Regions from separate parts of the Homo sapiens genome. Here region 2 is linked to region 1. The links are chromatin loops, found by intact Hi-C in ENCODE. Cell type or tissue: Calu3. All regions are shown on one strand. Links, peaks and the distances in the headings refer to the core of each region. The heading gives the core; the rest is flanking DNA.

Region 1 (7,093 bases), core at 827-5,826:
GGTAAGTGCTTGTTCACTTATGGATTAACCACCCAGAAAGTATTATCATCTTAATCATATAATATTTGAAGTATAAAATAACTTCTATAAGTTAAAAGTTATTGACATTTTACGCATACTCTATGAGGGAAGTGGTTTCAACCTTTATTTTAACTGGTTTAGAATTTTTTTCTCTTTCCCTTTTTATTTTATTTACATATAAATATTTAGGGGCATCTTAATTCCTAAGATGCCCCTGTATATTTATTTTAAACTAAATCCCCTAATTTTTAGATTATTACCATGTAGCATATTGGGAAGAGAGGGGGTGGTACATGAGAAAGGGTGAACCATTTGCCTGAGTTCCTCTATTTTAGGAGAAGTGAGTTCACAGGCCCATATGTGCTACCTCTCCCCATGTATTCCGTATTTCACCTTTTGGTTCAACAGTGAACCCCATCTTGGTTTTGTGATTGTGTTTCCTCCACTCAATGTTTGCCAAGTGTTCCTATCCTAATTCTCACTTTTTGCCCCACTGGGATACCATGAGGTATCCCATTTGGTGTAACGTCAGCTCATCCTTTTATACTTTTTCCTCATTATATGTGATATAACCCTTGGAAATCTCATTTGAATGCAAACAATGACCCCTTTATTAGCATGTTTTCATTTTAGATTCATGATTCTTAGATGACAAGCTCTCTCTTGCATCTTCTCCTTCTCTTTCTTTTTCAGTGTGGAATAAGCAGACCTTCTAACTCATTGGCATGTAGGGCATTTGTTCCACACATCGAGCCTTATTTTTAAAATTTGTATTATAGTATCTTTTAGACTTGACTAAAACCAATTACCTCTCTGGTTGACAATATCACATGGCTCTCCTTTGTCTTTCTTCAGTGTGTTGCGTTCATTCTCCCTTGATACTATTTATTCTACCAAAATCTCATCTGCAAAATTTTCTGTGTCCTTTCTCTGACAATCTGATTGAATCTAGTTATTTTCCCAGATACTCTCAATTTCTCAGTTTCTATTTTCTTACATAATTGATCCTTCTTTGCTACATGGGAGTTTCTATACATATGGTTTCTATATCTACTGCTTACATAGGTGAGCAATAACTTTAATTTTTTTCTTCTACTCTTGACTTCTTTCACCTTATAAGCTAAAAAGCATGAGGACATTATAGAAAAAAGTATATAGATTAGTCATTTTTGCATTTAATAATGATTTAGTAGATATATTGAATTTGATTAAATTTAAATAAGGCAAGAAGTTATTATTCTGACCAGCAATGTGCCACTAGTATAATGAAAAAATACGCTTCTCTAGAATTTCCTTCAACAGAGGAATGCTTAGCTGTAAGCAAACACTGTAGATGACAAGCACTTATAAGATATGAATGGTTTTGATTATTTCAAGTGCAAAATTATTTACACAACTGTATTTTTGTCCCTCAGATTGTTTGGCATTTTGTAGTAATAATAATTTGTATGTTCAGTGCAATCTAAATGAACTGGACCATGAAAAATGGCCTTCATCTATGTATTGCATCATCTATGTATTGCATCATTCCTCCTCACCCAAAATAGGATCAATGTCCTTCTCCTTCATTTACTAACTGCACTGTCTAATTCGCCTGCATTGGCATGACCCTTAGTAAATTCATAGAACAGGAAGAACCACGATACTCTCAAGCTTTCCTGATATTTATGCATATATAGGAAAGAAACGAGACATTCATTGTCATTTTTTGGTGGGGGGAGGCATCCTTGACATCTTTCCTTAACTCAAAATATGATTTATATATGATTTTTCCTCTTTACATAAAATAAGCAAGATTTTACTATGTGGATGTAATTTAACATATTTTCCCAGGATTCAGGGCAAATATTCTAGTCTTTAAATACATTTAGAGAATATCACCTATGAAAAGAACTTGCTATTTCCTAAATGAAATTCAGTCAGTTTGCAATTTTGAGAGTGATCAGAGAACATTCTACCTTTCCCCATTATAAGGATCACTGAGCATATAATAATCATTATCTGTCCTGTTTATCTGCTTCAGTGAAGTAACACTTCCACTGCTAGGGAAAAAAGATGCAGGAACATATCGACTATTTTATTACCGAGGATAGAATTAAAATGAAAATGGTGACAAAGGCTCAGCATTAACACAAATACAATAATAATAGCCCGTATTCTGGTGAATAATAACATGATGTTCATGAAACAAATAATAAATTTAAAAAATACATGACATTCAGTACTATAAAATTGAAATATATCTTTCACAAATTAAAGAAATAAAGGTTACAAATACTATTTGCCATTATCTAATCCTCCAAGTAGGAAATTAATAAAAGTTTCAGCACCAGTTTTCTTACAAGTAAGCATTCATTATGCACACAAAGTTCCAAATTGGTTATTGGATATTTAAGCAGAATATTTTAGAAATATATTTTAGATCTCTTTGGTTTTTAATGTTGTTGTTATATGGGATTAGGAAGAAACAAACCACAGCTTAAACATATGCAATATGAAGGAGCAGTAGTGGGTATTTTAAATATTAATTAGAAAAATTTACAGCATGAGGGAGCCAAGCTTAGAATTAATGGCATGGCCTGGGTTCAAATCCTAAACATATGATTTATTAATTGCGTGATGTACCCTTCATCATTAGCATAGTTTTATTTCAGATTCATGAGTCTCAGCTATTAATGTGTTATTGGACATTATTGGCAAGTTATTTAACTTCTCTGTATCTGCTTTTTCAAACTGGAGATAATGTATCTAAATCATAGGATCTTGTAAACGTTGAGTTTAATCACCATTTAACACAATGTAGGTTTTTCTTTAAGTTAAAAATATATAATTCACGAAGCCATCTAATCTAACTATATTTTTATCAGTAAAATACAACTATTAATTAAGTTTCAGGTATATTAAAAAATAATAGCAACAATAACACTCATTTACAATAAACACTTTTTGGGTCATGTGTTAGTTTTTCTTTGGATAATGAGATCTGGGATTATATAATGAAGCATTAAATAAAAATGGTTTTGTGATTATGACTTTGTAATATAAATGTGCACTTATATCATTTTTATTAGTACTTTACAGTTGTTAGTCTCAATGTGTGCAAAGACTTGCAGGAACAATTCTCCATCTAAGACTCCTTCTCACACATACCAATTATAAATTCTTATACTAGCTCAAATTTTACCTCCTCTACATTCATAGTTAACACCATAAGGACTCAGCATTTAAAGCTTGTATGGTTATTTATTTATTTATTCATTAATCATTTCCTAACTCTGTCTTACCTACTCGCCTAGATTATAAAATATTTAAGGAACAGTGTTTCATTTATTTCTTTGTGTCAACTATAGAGTCTAGCTAAGTCCTTGATAACAATATCGATAATTATAATAGCAGCTAACTTGATTATCATTGCATTTCCGTGAGAAAAATTGTTAGCCATCCAGTTTCACAGATGAGGAACCTAAGACAGAGAAATACTAAGTAAATTGCTCAAGGTCTAACAGCCAGGGGATAATCGTTCTGTTATCTGAACAGAAGTCTGAAGCCAAGCTTTTGTTTTACTCACTGCATTCTGCAAGCAGAAGACATTAAATGCACATATATTCCTCTTGGAATTGTTGCATCATATCACCAGATGGCAGTAGAGAGTCATGTTTTCTTGACATTCTCCTTGGACAAACTTCCTTACCTTCCTGGAGTTTATAGTCTAAGAGGAGGAACAGACTAAATTAACAATTAGGATAGATACAATCATTGTTATGATAGATGGATTTTGAATGTAAGAGTATAGTAAATGAAATTTAAAAGTAGCAGGGTGTGGTACTAAAAACGAAACAAACCTTGGGATTAGCTAAGTTTAATTCTTCCCTCATGTCAGTCACTAGCCATGTTACCTGAGGCAAATTACTAACTTGGAGGGGTTGCATTTTCACATTTGCAGATCGAAGCAGCAAGTGAGGAAAGAATAAATCAGAGACAAGATTGGGCAGGGGTCAGATCATGCTCACACTCAAATAATATCCCCACAAAGAAATACACAGTTTTTTCCTCTGGGATAAATGGTTCCAATGATGTTAAACATAAGTGTGCATTAAAATTAATGGAGGGCTTATTAAAACACATATTGGGGGGCGTTACCCAGAGATTCTGATTCAGTAGGTCTTAGGTGGGGTTTGACATTTTGCATCTTTAACAAATTCCCAGGGGATATGATGCTGCCTTCAGAACCATTCCTCTAAGAAAAGGAGAGAAACAATTTTTTAAAAAATGGTCAAAGGAGTAAAAAGAACAGATTTGCATGATAGAAATTTGTAAAGGATTGATTGGAGAGACAGGATTGAAGTGTATATGTGTGTGTATGTATGTATAGAATATATATGTGTGTGTGTGTAACACATATATATATATACACACACACAGACACACAGAGATAGAGAGATTGATTTTAGAAAGTAACTCATATGCTTATGGAGGCCAAGAAGTTCCACAACCTACTGTAGGCAAACAGGAGAACCAGGAAAACCAGTGGTGTAACTCAATCCAAATCTGAAGGCCTAAAAACCAGGAAGGGTAGGTGGATAATGGCATAAGTCCAGGTCCAGGAGTTCACAGGCCCAGGAACCAGGAGTGCCAATTATGGAGTGTAGGATAAGATATATGTCGTAGCTCAAACAGGAAACAAACTTGCCTTTCCTCTACCTTTTTATTCTATTTCGGCCTTCAACAGATTGGATGATGCTTCCCTGTAATGGCAAGGGCAGGAAACTTCTAACCCAGTATACTAATTCATATACTCATCTCTTCCAGAAACACACCCAGAAATAACATTTTACCAGCTATCTAGACATTCTCTAGACTAGTCAAATTTACATATAAAGATAACCATTACAGGAAGCTACTTCAGTAGATCAGGAGGTGGCTGATGCCAAAATCTGGGAGATGCTTGTAGGTGAAATGGTCTCTGATGAGATATACTTAGAGTTGAAATCATTAAAAAGTGGTGATAGAGATTTGAGTGGGAAACCTGGGGAAAGGAGGAAGAATATGGGATGGCTTTAAGAGAGAGGGTCAGCAAATGTATTCTGTGAAAGGCCAAATAATAATAATGAATATTTGAGGACTTGTGGGCCATGTGTTCTCTGTTGCAGTTACTCTGCTGCAGTTGTAATGTGAAAGCAGTCATATGGGAAATGAATAAGTGTGGCTGTGTGCCAATAAAACTTAATTTCTGGACACTGAAATTTGAATTTCATACAAGTTTTATGTGCCATGAAATAGTATTCTTCATTTGGTTTTTTTTTCCAACCGTACAAACAAGTTGCTCACCGGCCAGTATTAGCCTTTAGGCCATCATTTGCAGACACTTCACTTAAAGGATTATCTGAAAAATTAAACTTTGAAATGTGCTGAATTTGAGATACTTCTGGGATACAGTTGAATATTTAAGGCTAAAAAGGAAGGAAGCTTTGGTCTAAAACTAGAACTTTCATAGTTATTCAATTGTAGATTGAAGGCAAAATGTAGATAAGATTTCTTAAGAGTATTACAGAAAATGAAAAAGGGCAATGATAGAGCCTTGGAAACTGCAACACTAAAAAGGAAGGCAAAGAAGAATGCTCAGAAAAAGGGCACCAACAGATTTCAGGACAAAAAGAGAAAGCGTGTGCATGCGCACACACACACACAAAAGGAACAGTTTCAAGCTAACACTAGCCAACAGTATTTGCTTTTGTAGAAAAGCCAATAAAAATAAAGACATAAATGCATTCATTGGATTTGGCAACCTGGAAAAAGGTCAGTGATAATTTTAGTGAGAGCAATTTCAGTGGGTTTGTTTGCATATGTCCTCGTGATCCTAAATAGGTCTGACATTAGCTATTAGTATAACTTTCAACTCTTTTTACTACAAAATATAATTTACTAAATAGAACTAGATTGTTCAGTCAAACAGTAAATTCCAAAAAAAATACCTTCATAGCAATCAGCTTAGTCTAGAGCCAGATTGCTTGGGTTCAAATTCCAAATTTGTCAAATCCTGACTTCTTGTGCATTAGTATTAGTTTGTTTCTCTACATTAGTATTTGTTTGTTTGCTTGTTTGTAAATCTGTAAAATGGAATTGTTATAAAGATTAAATACATCAGTCTTTCTCTTTGTTTTTTGAGATGGAATCTCACTCTGTCTCTCAGGCTGGAGTGCAGTGGCACGATCTTGGCTCACTGCAACCTCCGCCTCCCAGGTTCAAGCGATTCTCCAGCCTCTGCCTCCCAAGTAGCTTGGATTACAGTCACGTGCCACCTTGTCCAGCTAATTTTTGTAATTTTAGTAGAGATGAGGTTTCCCCATGTTGGCTAGGCTGATATTGATCTCCTGACCTCAGGTGATCTGCCCTCCTCGGCTTCCCAAAGTTCTGGGATTACAGGCGTGAGCCACTGCGCCCGGCCACATTAGTCTCTTTTAGGCAGTTAGAAGATACCTGGCAAGTACTAAGCACTTTAAAAGTGTTTGTTAAATAACTTAAATAGATAAATTAGATAAATTAGATAGATAGATAGATAGATAGATAGATAGATAGATAGATAGATAGATAGATGCACAATTCTCTTACTTCGTTTTACACATTGCCGCCAAACTCTCCTCCCCCACCCTGTAAGGGAGTTGTCTGTAACCATGGAGAAAGTGAAATCTAACTCTTCTTTTGTATGCTTCTTCTCTACCACCCATCTACCATGTCATTTTTCTCTGTGTCCTCACTCAGCCCAAAGGTGTTTTCTTCATCACCACTCCAGGTGCAGGGTTAAATTTTCTCATAAACCCAGCAAGAATCTACCACCCTGGGTTTTTCTGTTTTCTTTTGTGTTTCTTTCCTTAGCTGCTCTAATTGGAATTAAAAAAAAAAAATCTTTCAAGAATGTGATTGTTATTTTAATTACAGAGTGCTGCAAACCCTTTATCTGTTAGATTTTCACCAATTATGTTTTTCTCTTTTTGTAGAAACTTATTTTTCATGTAAACAGAACTTGGTTTAAAGGGGTCTTAAATGTTTGTTGATAAAAATAGTACTATTTTTG
Region 2 (7,093 bases), core at 671-5,670, 690 kb before region 1:
AACATAACTTTACTCCAGCATAGGTTTCTGGCAAAGTAAATTAACACCCTAAGTTTAGGTGTCTCCTTGGTGACCTACTAGTTCACATCTATTGCTCACCTTTAAAAGTACTCTAAAGACTAAGTGCCTAATAGAATGCTGATTAGAAATCAACCACTTCAATTCCAAAGAGCAATTGACTCAGGAAAGTGAGGAGTTTCCATGAGCAACAAGTCATTAATTGCCCCTGAGATTGCAGTTATCATTGCAGACCTGCAAAGCCTCAAATTTCCAGATTCCTGGGTAATTTAGGTTGCAGGCCATGGGCAGAGAGCATTTTTTAGAGCAAGTGTATTCTGGCCAAAAACAACTGTGTAGGTGGCTGTGGCTGAATAAGGACCATCTGTTTCCTCACTGCCCACAGCCCAACTGCTAAGTTTTGGTTATGGTACCCACATGTAGGTCCCTATTTACATATTAGTTATGGTATAGACACAGCTACCATAATAAGATCCAAAAATTCAGTGACTCAAACAAAATAAAAATGTGTTATACACTCTTAGTCTAGAGTCTAGAGGCAGGGTGGCCCTCTGCGGGAATAGGAAGGTTTATTCCACAAGGTTTCTCCAGGTTTCTTCTTTCTCGTGGCTCACTATTTCTAAGGATGTCTGGATCTGCTGTGCACCACATCAGTGTTCCAGCCCATGAATGAATGAGAAAGGCAGTGAAGGACATGGATCTTCTTTTCAGGAACGGATGTGGTAGTTGTGTGAATCACCTTTACTCACATCCCATTCATGAGAACTTAGACATATTGCCACATGCAGCTGCCAAGAAGATAGGGAAGTGTAGTTTCTCTCTGCGGTTATTCACATGCACTTAAGAAAAAATTCTTGCATTTCACCACCCAAGGTTTTCCCAGTATGTTACTATGGTAATCCATGCCACACTGAAATGGTGGTTTATTTTCTTTCTTGCATTATCTCCATAAAATATGGACTGTTAGTCAAGAATTAATTATTTGCTTACTTTTCTTTCTGTGCACTCTCTTCGTTTCGTTGTTGTTTGTTTGTTTCCTGTGTGTCTTTGTGGTAGAGTTTTTTTGTTTGTTTTGCTTGTTTTTAGCCATTTCAGACATTTTGTTGAGAACAGAATAAAACCTCTCTACTGTACAGGAATCAGTAAGTCTATGAAACTTTCTCTACATATTCCCCTTTTACCGTGTGTATTTACTATTATTTAAATTATATTTAAACTATGCTTTTTGTTCAGCAACATCAGCAGAGAATAGAGTGACTATCAATGTAAATATTATTTACATCCAATCCTCTGGGAAGAGGAATGGAAGAAAACAGAGAAAGGAGTGATATTATAAGAAGAAATATGTAGGAGTTGTATAGAGTAGATCTGAAGCTTAGAACTTTTCTGGCTTACTTGCTATGGGACCTGGAGCAAATTACTTAACTTCTCTCAGCCTTTTCTTATCTCTAAAACAGAGATACTATTGATTACTTCCTGACACCTGTTCAATATTTTCAACTGTTGGGTAGAAATGAGCCTCCGTATATTCAGCCAAGAAAGTACAGAACTGAAAACTGATCCTACTTTTACCTGATTTAAACTCTCATGTTCTTAACCCATACTAACCTCTAGAAGTTTTCTTGGAAGTGATATTTGTTTAATAAATATATAAGGATCTATTTGTATCTAATAAAGGAGTTCCTAGTAGATTTTACATACAGCTGTTAATAAGTACCCCCAATCAAATCACTTAGATAATGTCTGGAATTTGTGAAGATGTAACCAAGTCTCTATGAAGATTTATTCAGTATCATGCAGATGGTGAATGTACCACTTTTGGAGGGATTCCCTATTTTTCAAATCCCAACAATCAGGACATTGACAGTGATTAAATTTCACTAACAGTGGAAGCTCTGTTTCTAAATTCTGCCTGGAAAATGAGTGATTTCACAAAAGACACTTGCCAAACTGGCATTCCTATGAATTAGTTTTGTGCTTCTCCTTGGGTAGTTTCTGGCAAATAGTTCAGTGTCAGTGCTTCAATGCCCGTACATTCTTACAAGGAAGTACAGCTAATTGTCTCCATTTTTACCTAATGTAACCCTGGCAGTGAACACATAAACCTATTTGTGGTAGTCCCTAGTGAACCACAAGATTTAATATTAATGGATAACAGGAAAACATTGAGATTATGCAGGCTCACGGGTCATCACCCATCATGATTATTATGATAAACATTAGTTTAGATAAATACATGGATTAGGCTATAAAACTCTAGAATGTGTGTAGCGGCCATAAACAAACAGAAAACGGAAAGTCTTCACTTTAAACAAAACAAAACAAAACAAAACAAAACCCTGCAGAAATAAAAGATTTAAAACTGGCTTACTTACCCTTTTCCTCACGTTAGTATCCTGGTATAGAAAGTGCTTTTGAAAGTGCCTGTGATTTGGAATGCTGAATACCTTTTCAAAGACTCTTTTAATCTGTATAAAGATGTAGAATATATATAAAATACAGTGCTCTACACTCACCAGGTACCTCATCAACGTGGCTTACTAGAAAGCTGTGTAGGAGGTTGTAATAAGGGTTTTTAACATTTATTCAAAATTTTACAAAGCATGAAGGCAATTTTTCAAAAAACACAAATAATTCAGATAATGACGAGCTTGTTCCTTTTCACTGCAGAAATTTTAGGCAAGATGACATTTTAAAAATCTTCTTTTATGAAGAATTTAGCCAAACGTATAGTATTTTCATGTTTACTCATTTATTTAACCAGAGATTGATTGCATGCCTGCTGTGTGCCTGCCACTCTGCTTTGTCCAGGACTTGAATCTTTAGTCTCAGAGACAGGACCTCAGAAACAGTGCTTGGTACATAGTAAGAGCTCAGTAAATATTGGTTAGATTTTAAAAATTGTTTTATTTTTATTTACTTAGTTACACATATAATTGTGGCTAAGTAATTTGACAGTACTTGGTTTCAATGTCACCACTCCTTCTGAGCATTTCATGACTTCCTCTGATCAATCTGATTGCTACAGTTTCTGTGCCTCACCAGCTCCTTGTTTGTACTTAAGAAGAAATTTGTAGTGGTGTTTGTTTATTTGTTTACATATATTTCCTTTAGCAGAGAAAATGTGTGCATCTGTATGTGTATATCTCTACATCAGGCATTCTGTCCATTTCCAGTCCTTCATAGAGTGCATCACAGCTAGTGGAAGTTGAACGTCTGGGCATCTTCCCCTTTGGGACTTTATGTCTTCATTCTGGGACAGTCACTACCAACAGATGGTGCTATTAGGTTACGCAGTTCCCAAGAACGAAGCTCTTCTGTGCATTAACATCACCTGAAGAACTTGATACACCACAGAGTCTTTGGTCTTACCTCTAAAGATTCTGATTCAGTAATTTGGGAGGGACTCAAGAATTTGCATTCCTAACAAGCACAGTGATGCAGGTGCTGCAGGTCTGTGGACCACAATTTGTTAGCACTAATGTAGACCACTAATTTTAAAGGAACAAAAGACTATTCAAGGCAGTCATTTTTTGAACTAAATTAAATCTAGGTAGGTATATGTGAGAATATTTATACATATTGGCTTCTTAGAAAGATTATAGGTCATAGAAACATATCATTAAAAAATGTAAAATCCATAAGTAAGGTATTTTGAGATTTCTTTGATTTACAGTGTTCCTGCTATTATCCACATTATTTGTCTTAATCCAAGTATGTCTTTCCTTTCATATATGAGTGGTATAAAGTTATAGTAAAAATGTACTCTCTAATCCTGCATTTCATTCTTCAAGAAAACAATTGTTAACAGTTTCTTACTTTTTACAGAAGTGTTATATGCAGATATATGTATCTATATCTATTCCTATAGATATATAATGTATATCTATTCCTATAGATATATAATCTATATCTATGTCTATTCCTATAGATACATATAATCTATATCTATGTCTATTCCTATAGATATATATAATCTATATCTATGTCTATTCCTATAGATATATATAATCTATATCTAGGTCTATTCCTATAGATATATATAATCTATATCTAGGTCTATTCCTATAGATATATATAACCCATATCTAGGTCTATTCATATAGATATATATAATCTATATCTATGTCTATTCATATAGATATATAATCTATATCTTGTCTATTAATATAGATATATATAATCTATATGTCTATTCATATAGATATATAATCTATATCTATGTCTATTAATATAGATATATAATCTATATCTTGTCTATTAATATAGATATATATAATCTATATCTATGTCTATTAATGTAGATATATAATCTATATCTATTAATATAGATATATAACTATATTAATATAGATATATTATATAACTATATTAATATAGATATATTATATAACTATATTATTATAGATATATTATATAACTATATTAATATAGATATATTATATACCTATATCTATTAATATAGATCTATAATATATATTTCTATATATTTATATATAATATAAACATATATAATATATTATATATTTTATATATAATATATTATATAGATATATAAAAATATAGATCTATATAATATATATTCTATATGATATATATCTATATGTTATATATAAAATTATATATTATATATGTAATATACACAATTGTTTTTAAAGATAGTTTTTTAAAGGTAAACATAGTAACCTGCTCCAAAATCAACATGGTGAAGCAATGTTAAAATAGCAGCATGAATGTTTCCTCAACTATACTGTCCTGTTTATGCAGATGTTTGCCTGTTGACCGAGAAAAAATTTGGGATAATTTGTCCAGTATGCACATGTGGCTAACTATTCCTGTATATTTAAAAGAGAGTTCATGAAGATACCCAGGAGACTATTCTCTTTATTTCCTTTCCTTCTGCACACCTCTTGCCTTTGATACTGATATTTTAATACTTAATTTCTCACAAAAGCAGCCAGTCTCAAGGTTTTATTCATAACCCTTTGCTTGCAACTTGACCACTTATAAACCAACATTATGTTTCTTAAAATTGAAATTGATCTTAGAAAACGCCCTCTTCCTTATCTCTTATTCTGCATGAGCTTGGATGTTATCAGTTATAGGCAGCAGTCTCCACTGGAAAGTAGACAGCCATTGTCTTTGGGAATTAGTCTACATTAAGTGTCCTCATCCTATAAAGTGCATTCATTGACACTAGAATCTAGCACTAGACAGGAAAAGCCTGACACTTTCCAAGGAAAGTTATCATCCCTTTCCTCTTTCCCCTTCTCCCACTACCTCTCCATATTGTTTCTTCTACATACTTAACTTACTCTGGTCTTCTTTCAATGTTTCTCATATAACGTAGTTTTTGAATCCCCTTATTATCCAAGTATTCTTATATGTTCCAACATATCAGTGTTCTTTTAAGAGATGGTGCCATGGAAACAGAAGCTTTCTTATTTTTTTCCAAATAGTGATGCTCCCCAATAATCCCAGTAGAATTTTTTTTATTGGTTTAATACACATTAGGAATCCTAGACCACATTTTCTTCATAATCCCACCATACATTTTTCCGCCAAGCCAATTAACTACCTGAATTTTCTCAAGAACATTTTTTTAATACAAAGGGAATTTAGAAACTTCTATAAATAATAATCATACATTTGCTATGTTATGAGGCTGTGAGCCTCCTATCACTAGCAGTGCTAAAGCAAGGATATGCACCAGATACTAGGTAAGCTGTGGAAGAATCTCATGTAGCTGGTAATTAGTCCAAATAGATAACCTTTAATTCTCTTTATGGTCATATCTACTATAATTTTACTATTACTTAAAATGAAATTTGGAGTCTATGATTTGTTTTAAGCATATTACCAAGCTATAGTAGATTCATACAAAATTGCTCTGTTTTAATACTCACAATGAGAGTTCATTATTGTGTCACTCAGTGGTGCTGGAGTACTAGACCTTTGAGTTCCAAAAATTAAAACGCTTGGGAAGGAAGTAATTGACATTTTTCACTAGAAATAATCTCATGACACCAATATAGCTTTTAAGTACAATTTGGAGAAATAAAAAATAATTTTGTCCTTGAGTCTAATTAGTTTCCTTGATACCAATGATACTGCATTTCTCTGAAAGAAACAAATGATAGGAACATAGCTATCCTGGCATAATAGGTTTCTAATGAATTACTGATATTCATATAAAAAAAGAAAGACTTTGCATTTAAAAAAGATTTTGTATTAAATATCACACTGTGATTATTCTCACAATTATTACAAAATACACTGGAACCCCAGTTGGTGCTAACAGTCAAATAATAGGCTATTTAGGGGGTAGAGGCATCTTAATTTTAAGTAGTTGTTAACTATTTACAATGCACAAATTCCATAATAAAAAGAAACTGAGGAATATTCCTGAACACCAAATTGGCTGTGGAAAATAATGGGGTGTTTATTATTTTTATTAAATGAGAGCATTATGATCCATCAATCCACAGATAAAATAACTGGTGTCTTCCGCAGGACTGTCATTTTCACTTTAGTATTTTTCATAGGGCCAAATTTGGAGAGCCAATGTGGGGTGCAAGAGTTGCTTTAATGTAAAAGCCACTCCTTTCCACACATTTGCATGCTATGTAGCCAATTATAAGAATGGTCCAGTTTAGGTTTGAATATATTCCAAGGAAGGTAATACAGACTCTTTGCTTTGTCATTTTGCCAAAATTGTTCGACCAGTAAGTTTTAATTTTGCTGATTGGGGGCTATTGATAAAAACTCCTAATAAAGAGGTCAATAAAAAAATTCATTTAACTGAATGAGAGTTTTGGTGTAACCTTGGATGGCATTTATTAATTTCTATAATGGTGAATCAAGAGCTAAATCTAGTTCATAATAACAACGTTCCCTGATAAGTTTTAGAAATAGAGGGCTTGAAGAAGCTCTTTTTTAAATGTTTAATGAATAACCTTGGACTATTGTAAAATACATTAAAAAAAAGCAAACAAACTAAAAAGTTCTATTAATATGTGTTATATATACATTTATTTTTATTTCATTTATCACAATTATTTTATTTCAATTATCA

Evidence for each region. Peaks named below come from ENCODE experiments on the same cell type or tissue, not always from the same donor. Only the 100,000 strongest peaks of a DNase experiment are listed, where the experiment ranks them.
Region 2: it touches region 1 in a loop (4-fold over the local background); 3 of 110 quality-filtered maps call a loop at or near these places.

What each region holds. Positions count from the first base shown.
Region 1 is chr2:140,860,498-140,867,590 of GRCh38, reverse strand. LRP1B (LDL receptor related protein 1B) reads left to right here. Exons shown (of 91, transcript NM_018557.3): 27 at 1. Among named protein-coding and RNA genes, the nearest start is that of MIR7157, 280 kb to the right of the region's middle. In Calu3, for the core only: a CTCF peak has its summit at 3,647 (motif pointing right); no DNase peak of the experiment used is centred there.
Region 2 is chr2:141,551,199-141,558,291 of GRCh38, reverse strand. The region is part of intron 2 of LRP1B (LDL receptor related protein 1B); the gene reads left to right. Among named protein-coding and RNA genes, the nearest start is that of LRP1B, 580 kb to the left of the region's middle. In Calu3, for the core only: no CTCF peak of the experiment used is centred there; DNase peaks (open chromatin) are centred at 791 and 3,281.